Linked DNA regions of Homo sapiens: region 2 is linked to region 1. Evidence: chromatin contacts called from ENCODE POLR2A ChIA-PET data. All regions are on one chromosome and are shown on one strand. Each heading gives the region's core, a stretch centred on a gene start or an enhancer-like site at or near the end of the contact. The rest is flanking DNA. Distances are from core to core; before and after follow the strand shown. Region 1 overlaps NFIC (nuclear factor I C). Region 2 holds the start of RAVER1 (ribonucleoprotein, PTB binding 1).

Evidence for each region. ChIA-PET counts read pairs that join two places held with the same protein, here RNA polymerase II (POLR2A).
Region 2: POLR2A ChIA-PET joins it to region 1 with 11 read pairs in HEK293T. The contact joins the promoter of RAVER1 here to the enhancer-like site in region 1. POLR2A ChIA-PET finds 5 or more read pairs at or near these places in 2 of 52 experiments (AG04449 and HEK293T).

The regions. Positions count from the first base shown.
Region 1 is chr19:3,426,745-3,430,035 of GRCh38, reverse strand. The region is part of intron 3 of NFIC (nuclear factor I C); the gene reads right to left. Among named protein-coding and RNA genes, the nearest start is that of SMIM24, 52 kb to the left of the region's middle. Within about 2 kb of position 1,420, at least 31 of the 41 ENCODE cell types and tissues checked have a DNase peak (open chromatin) inside an H3K27ac peak, as active enhancers do.
Region 2 is chr19:10,331,096-10,334,778 of GRCh38, reverse strand. RAVER1 (ribonucleoprotein, PTB binding 1) reads left to right here and starts at 1,250. Exons shown (of 13, transcript NM_133452.3): 1 at 1,250-1,490. The coding sequence starts at 1,272. It overlaps ICAM3 (intercellular adhesion molecule 3), which reads left to right. Exons shown (of 7, transcript NM_002162.5): 5 at 1-251; 6 at 371-619; 7 at 720-1,003. The coding sequence ends at 922. RefSeq lists enhancers at 1-225, 850-989, 1,230-1,449, 940-1,856, 1,857-2,773 and a silencer at 1,622-1,845.

The DNA.
Region 1 (3,291 bases), core at 171-2,670:
AGGGCTCAGAGAAAGCCTGACCGAGATGGTGGCATTTTACAGACCTCAAGATGAGACTGGATAAGAGGAAGGAACTTGTTAAAATCTGCAAAGCTCCGAGAACAGCGCCTGGCAACCGCCCCGTGACTGTTGGCTTCTCCGATGGGGATGATGTTTCATCACCTCCCTGAGGGCCACGATGTTCCCGGCACTGGGAACAGCCCGTGCAAAGGCCTCCGGGTAGAAATGCACTTGGCAAGTTGCAGGCCAGCAGGGTTGGAGTGGAAAGAGCCAGGGAGCCTGGTAGGTTTGGAGGTGGGACAGGCTCTTGGCTTTTGGGTGGCGGTGGGAGCAGTTCCTCTCCCGGCCCCCAGGGGGCAGCACGGACTGCAGGGAGCTCAGGGCTGTGTCCAGTTCTGCAGACCCAAACCCCCGCCAGTCCCCCTGTTACAATCTTTCTTTTTTAGAGACAGAATTTTGCTCTGTTGCCCAGGCTCGAGTGCAGCGGTGCAATCATAGCTCACTGCAGCCTCGAACTCCTGGGCTGAAGTGATGCTCCTGCCTCAGCCTCCCAAGTAGCTGGGACTACAGGCACGCATCACCACCCTTGGCTAATTTTTGTATTATTATTATTACTTTTTGTAGAGATAGGGTCTTGCTATGTTACCCAGGCTGGTCTCAAACTCCTGGGCTCAGGCGATCCTCCCACCTCAGCCTCCCAAGTAGCTGGGATTACAGGCATGCACCTCCGTGTTTGGCTAGTGTGTGTGTGTGTGTGTGTGTGTGTGTGTGTGTGTGTGTGTATATATTTTTTTTTTTTTTTTTGGGGTAGAGATAGGGTCTTGCTATATTACCCAGGCTGGTCTTGAACTCCTGGGGCTAGTGTGTGTGTGTGTGTGTGTGTGTGTGTGTGTGTGTGTATATTTTTTTTTTGGGTAGAGATAGGGTCTTGCTATATTACCCAGGCTGGTCTTGAACTCCTGGGCTCAAGCGATCCTCCCGCTTCAGCCTCCCAAAGTGCTGGGATTGCAGGCGTGAGCCACCGCACCCGGCCCCCTGTTACAGTCATTTGCTGAGTGAAGGCAATGAACCAACCCTGCCCCGCGCTGGGAGGTTCAGGGCCACGCATTCTGAAGAGGACAGAGCGGTGGCCCCCGAGTGTCCAGGAGAAGTGGCCAGAGCCGTTTCCTGCTGACCCAGCTGGCCAGCTGGTGTCAGCACGCCCCCTCCGCCTCCCCCGACCGGGGTTTCCTGTTTGTGCAGCGCCTGCTCAGCTCCATCTCTGGGGGACTCCCTGGCGAGCTGGGAGGACGTGATTTCCTCTACCAGACGCCCAAGCTCCCCAGGGGACCAGGCCAAGCGCCGCTGCCCCCACCTCCCTCCAACATCTGGCTTGGAGAGAGGCGTCTGGGGATCACAGGAGGCCGCGGAGGACCCGGGTCACAGACGGAGGAGTCACCGGGGGCCAGTGAGGAGTGGCCTCAGGCCTGTGAACCTCCGAGAACCTTCCAGCCTCCCTGTGCATGCCTGTTCCGGTCCTTCCAAGAAGGACGCCTCACCCACTCGCTTTCTCTTCCTTCCTTCTTTTCCTTTCCTTTTTTTTTTTTGAGACAGTCTCACTCTATCCCCCAGGCTGGAGTGCAGTGGCGTGATCTCGGCTCACTGCAACCTCCGCCTCCTCCTGGGTTCAAGCAATTCTCCTGCGTCAGCCTCCCGTGTCCTCCTAGTACAGATGGGGTTTCGCCATGTTGGCCAGGCTGGTCTTGAACTCCTGACCTCAGGTCATCCACCTGACTCGGCCTCCCAAAGTACTGGGATTACAGGTGTAAGCCACTGCGCCCTGGCCCCTTCCTTCTTTTTCTTTTCTTTTCTTTTTTTTTTTTTTGAGACGGAGTTTTTACTCTTGTTGCCCAGGCTAGAGTGCAATGGCGCGATCTCAGCTCACTGCAACCTCTGTCTCCCGGGTTCAAGCAATTCTCCTGCCTCAGCCTCTCGGGTAGCTGGGATTACAGGCATGTGCCTCCACGCCTGGCTAATTTTTGTATATTCAGTAGAGACAGGGTTTCTCCATGTTGATCAGGCTAGTCTCAAACTCCTGACCTCAGGTGATCCACCCACCTCAGTCCCCCAAAGTGCTGGGATTACAGGCGTAAGCCCCCGCACCCGGCCCTTCTTTTTCTCTCTCTCTTTCTTTTCTTTCTTTCTTTCCTTCTTTCTTCTTCTTCTTTTTTTTTTTTTTTTTTGACAGAGTCTCGCTGTGTCGCCCAGGGTGCACAATCTCGGCTCACCACAACCTCTGCCTCCTGGGTTCAAGCGATTCTCCTGCCTCAGCCTCCCGACTAGCTGGGATTATAGGTGTGTGCCAACATGCCCGACTAATTTTTGTATTTTTAGTAGAGACGGTTTCACCATGTTGGTCAGGCTGGTCTCGAACTCCTGACCTCAGGTGATCCACCTGCCTTGGCCTCCCAAAGTGCTGGGATTACAGGCGTGAGCCACCGCACTTGGCCCCTTCCTTCTTTTTCATCTCTCCTCCTTCCTCTCCCCATATATCCTCTCTTGTCTTCTTCTCTCTGCTTCATCCCTCCCTCTCTCCTTCTTTTCTTTCTACAAGTATTTATTGAGCACCCACTCTGCATCAGGCCCCATTCTAAGCCCTGAGGGCACAACAGAGATGTAGACAGACAAAGCCTCTGCCCTGGAGGAGGTGACATTCCACTGGGGAGATGAGCAGACACCCGTGCAGTCACTAAACAACTAAGCAAATCCATAGGCAATCACTAACTTCCTCTGAAGGAAAGAAAACAGAGGGCTGAGACTGAGGGTAGCCAGGCTGGGCGCGGTGGCTCATGCCTGTAATCCCAGCACTTTGGGAGGCCGAGGCGGGTGCATCACAGGGTCAGGAGATCGAGACCATCCTGGCTACCACGGTGAAACCCCATCTCTACTAAAAGTACAAAAAATTACCCGGGTGTGGTGGTGGGCGCCTGTAGTCCCAGCTACTCGGGAGGCTGAGGCAGGAGAATGGCGTGAACCTAGGAGGCGGGGATGGCAGTGAGCCGAGATTGCGCCATTGCACTCTAGCCTGGGCGACAGAGCCTGACTCTGTCTCAAAAAAAAAAAAAAAAAAAGATTGAGGGTAGCCAGAGGCTGCTTATGCTGAAGGGGTTTAGGGTAGACCTCTCTGAGAAGGGGGCATTTGAGCTGAGACCAGGGGAGATCTGGAGAGAACAAGCGAGCAGTTAGTTGGCTGTTTAGACAGAGGTAACAGAATGTGCAGCGGCCCTGAGGCAGGACTGGGTCTGGTGCACT
Region 2 (3,683 bases), core at 1-2,500, 6.9 Mb before region 1:
CCTAGGACCCATTGTGAACCTCAGCGAGCCCACCGCCCATGAGGGGTCCACAGTGACCGTGAGTTGCATGGCTGGGGCTCGAGTCCAGGTCACGCTGGACGGAGTTCCGGCCGCGGCCCCGGGGCAGCCAGCTCAACTTCAGCTAAATGCTACCGAGAGTGACGACGGACGCAGCTTCTTCTGCAGTGCCACTCTCGAGGTGGACGGCGAGTTCTTGCACAGGAACAGTAGCGTCCAGCTGCGAGTCCTGTGTGAGTCGGTCACCCTGACCTTTAATCCCTCCACCCCTGCCCTGGAAAGATTAGACGCTCCTCTGCACCACTGTGCCTCGGGTGTGTTGGGTGTCTGATCACACATGGTGGTTCCACAGATGGTCCCAAAATTGACCGAGCCACATGCCCCCAGCACTTGAAATGGAAAGATAAAACGAGACACGTCCTGCAGTGCCAAGCCAGGGGCAACCCGTACCCCGAGCTGCGGTGTTTGAAGGAAGGCTCCAGCCGGGAGGTGCCGGTGGGGATCCCGTTCTTCGTCAACGTAACACATAATGGTACTTATCAGTGCCAAGCGTCCAGCTCACGAGGCAAATACACCCTGGTCGTGGTGATGGACATTGAGGGTGAGCTAACACGGGGCTGCGGGTCTGGACCGGTAAGCCGGGGGGCGGGGGGGTTGGAGACAGAAGGGACGCATATTGACTTAGCGCTTTCTCTGCACAGCTGGGAGCTCCCACTTTGTCCCCGTCTTCGTGGCGGTGTTACTGACCCTGGGCGTGGTGACTATCGTACTGGCCTTAATGTACGTCTTCAGGGAGCACCAACGGAGCGGCAGTTACCATGTTAGGGAGGAGAGCACCTATCTGCCCCTCACGTCTATGCAGCCGACAGAAGCAATGGGGGAAGAACCGTCCAGAGCTGAGTGACGCTGGGATCCGGGATCAAAGTTGGCGGGGGCTTGGCTGTGCCCTCAGATTCCGCACCAATAAAGCCTTCAAACTCCCTAATCTGTGGTTTGATTCCACCCGCGCTGCAAGTCTCTCCCACCCAGGTGCACATCCACTGAGTAGCGTCGCTGCGACGGAAGGGGGCGGGGCCTGTGGCGCGCAGACGCAGCTTGAACTCTTGAGAGGTGGGCTGGGGCTTAGCCAACGGGGCAAGGGGGGCGGGAAGGAGGTGGGGTTTCTCCCAGCCAATCGACGGGCGCGCCCTCGTTGCCGCTCTATGCCGCTCCGCCCCGGCTCGCTGGTCCCAGAAGGCGCCGGGTTTCCCAAGATGGCGGCGGACGTGTCCGTTACTCACCGGCCCCCGCTGAGCCCTAAGTCTGGGGCCGAAGTCGAAGCCGGCGATGCCGCGGAGCGCCGGGCGCCGGAAGAAGAGCTGCCGCCTCTAGATCCAGAAGAGATCCGGAAACGCCTGGAACACACCGAGCGCCAGTTCCGTAACCGCCGCAAGATACTGATCCGGGGCCTCCCGGGGGACGTGACCAACCAGGTATTGGGGGGGGCGGTGTAGGAGCGTGGCGGGAAATACCACGGTGCGCGTGCGCGGGGGGAACCGGGCGACACCAACGCTGAGGTGCGCGGGGGTCGTTGGCGGGGGCGCCCAAGCACCGGATCCACGCGGGATCGGGAGAGACCAAGAGCGGGACGTGGGGGGGCGATGATGAAAGGGGAAACCGACTGCGAAGTGAGGGAGGGCGTTGCTAGGGGCGACCACAGGCTTGGGCGACACCAAGTGATGGAAGCGGGCGGGGAATGGAAGGGGGCGGACAGCTTTGGTCCTGTTGGGGAATTGTGAATGGGCTGGTACATTGGACCACCAGTTGCCCCCTGCTTGGATGATGCTTTTCTCCACCCACTCTACCACAGGGTGGCGGGACCTCACATCCAGAAGTTTCAGGACTGCGGAGAGTACGCCCCTCCATATCACGCGTTTATTCACTGCTCTCAGAGATAAATCCGGAAGTTAACAGCAGCCCCTGGGTCTCAGCCCCCAAAACCTCAGGATTAATTTGGGAAAATGGGGTCTTCTGCCACCAGCCTACAGACCTACAGGAAGGAAGCGAGGCCTGTGTTCTATGGAGCCCCTCGTGGCTAATCTTCCTGCTAGGAGTGCCCTTCTCATGGGGCCAGCATGGGGCAGCGCTTCCCAATGCTCTTTGGACCCAGGGAAATGGCATCTATACTGCCCTGCCCTATGGCGGTGAAATAGGTTCTCGCTTCCTGCTGCTGAGATTCCCTGCTCTCCGGCCCACCAGCACACCGGGTGGGCACGTGGCTAGTGGAACCCCAGGGATGTTGGGAGGGGCTGAATTTGGGGACAGATCGGGACAGGGATCATTAAGGATGGTCAGGTTTCTTTCTGGGTCTTCCTCTCAGTGTCTGCAGTCTCTCAGCTGGGAACACATTGTCTCTCCTGCAAGATGCACAGTGTGTCTGGTCCCAGCAGGCGCCAGCACTTTGCCTTCAAAGCTGGCTTGAGAGGCTGGGCATGGTGGCTCATCCCTTTAATCCCAGCACTTTGAGAGGCTGAGGCAAGAGGCTGTATTGAGCCCAAGGGTTCGAGACTAGCCTGGGCGGTATAGTGAAACCCTCATCTCTACAAAAAATTTTTAAAAATTAGCCAGGCATGGTGGTGCGTGCCTGTAGTCCCAGCTACGCAGGAGGCTGAGGTGGGAGGATCACTTGAGCCTAGGAGGTTGAGGCTGCAGTGAGCTATGATTGTGCTACTACACTCTAGCCTAGGTGACAGAACAAGACACTATCTCTAAAAAAAAGAAAAATAAATGAGCTGGCTTGGAAGAGGGCAGCTTTATCAGCAGGAGGAAATTGGGAGGCATGTGAACCCACACAACGTGGGGCTTACTAGAAGGTGGGCTCCCCAGTCAGGTACCCATGGGTGGCTGCGCTGCCCAACTGCATGGCCTCCAGCAGATCTCTTCACTTCTCCTAGCCTAAGTTTTCTCATATACAACATGAGTTTGTTAATACTTCACTTACAGAGTTGTTGGAAACAGTGAATCTTGCAAAAGGAGGTTCATGCAGGTTAAATGGCTTCCCTAAAGGCATACTCTTTTTTTTTTTTTTTTTTTTTTTGAGACGGAGTCTCACTCTGTCGCCAGGCTAGAGTGCAGTGGCTTGATGTCTGCTCACTGCAACCTTCACCCCTCGGGTTCAAGCAATTGTCTTGCCTCAGTCTCCCGAGTAGCTAGGACTACAGGTGCACGCCACCACAGCCAGCTGATTTTTGTATTTTTAGTAGAGATGGGGTTTCACCTTCCTGGCCAGGATGGTCTCGATCTCTTGATCTTGTGACCCGCCTGCCTCAGCCTCCAAAGTGCTGGAATTACAGGCGTGAGCCCGGCCTCTTTTTTTTTTTTTTTTTTTGTTGTTGTTATTTTTTTTTTTTTTTTTTTTTTTTTTTGAGACGGAGTCTCGCTCTGTCGCCCAGGCTGGACTGCGGACTGCAGTGGCGCAATCTCGGCTCACTGCAAGCTCTGCTTCCCGGGTTCACGCCATTCTCCTGCCTCAGCCTCCCGAGTAGCTGGGAATACAGGCGCCTGCCACCGCGCCCGGCTAATTTTTTTGTATTTTTAGTAGAGACGGGGTTTCACCTTGTTAGCCAGGATGGTCTCGATCTCCTGACCTCGTGATCCACCCGCCTCGGCCTCCCAAAGTGCTGGGA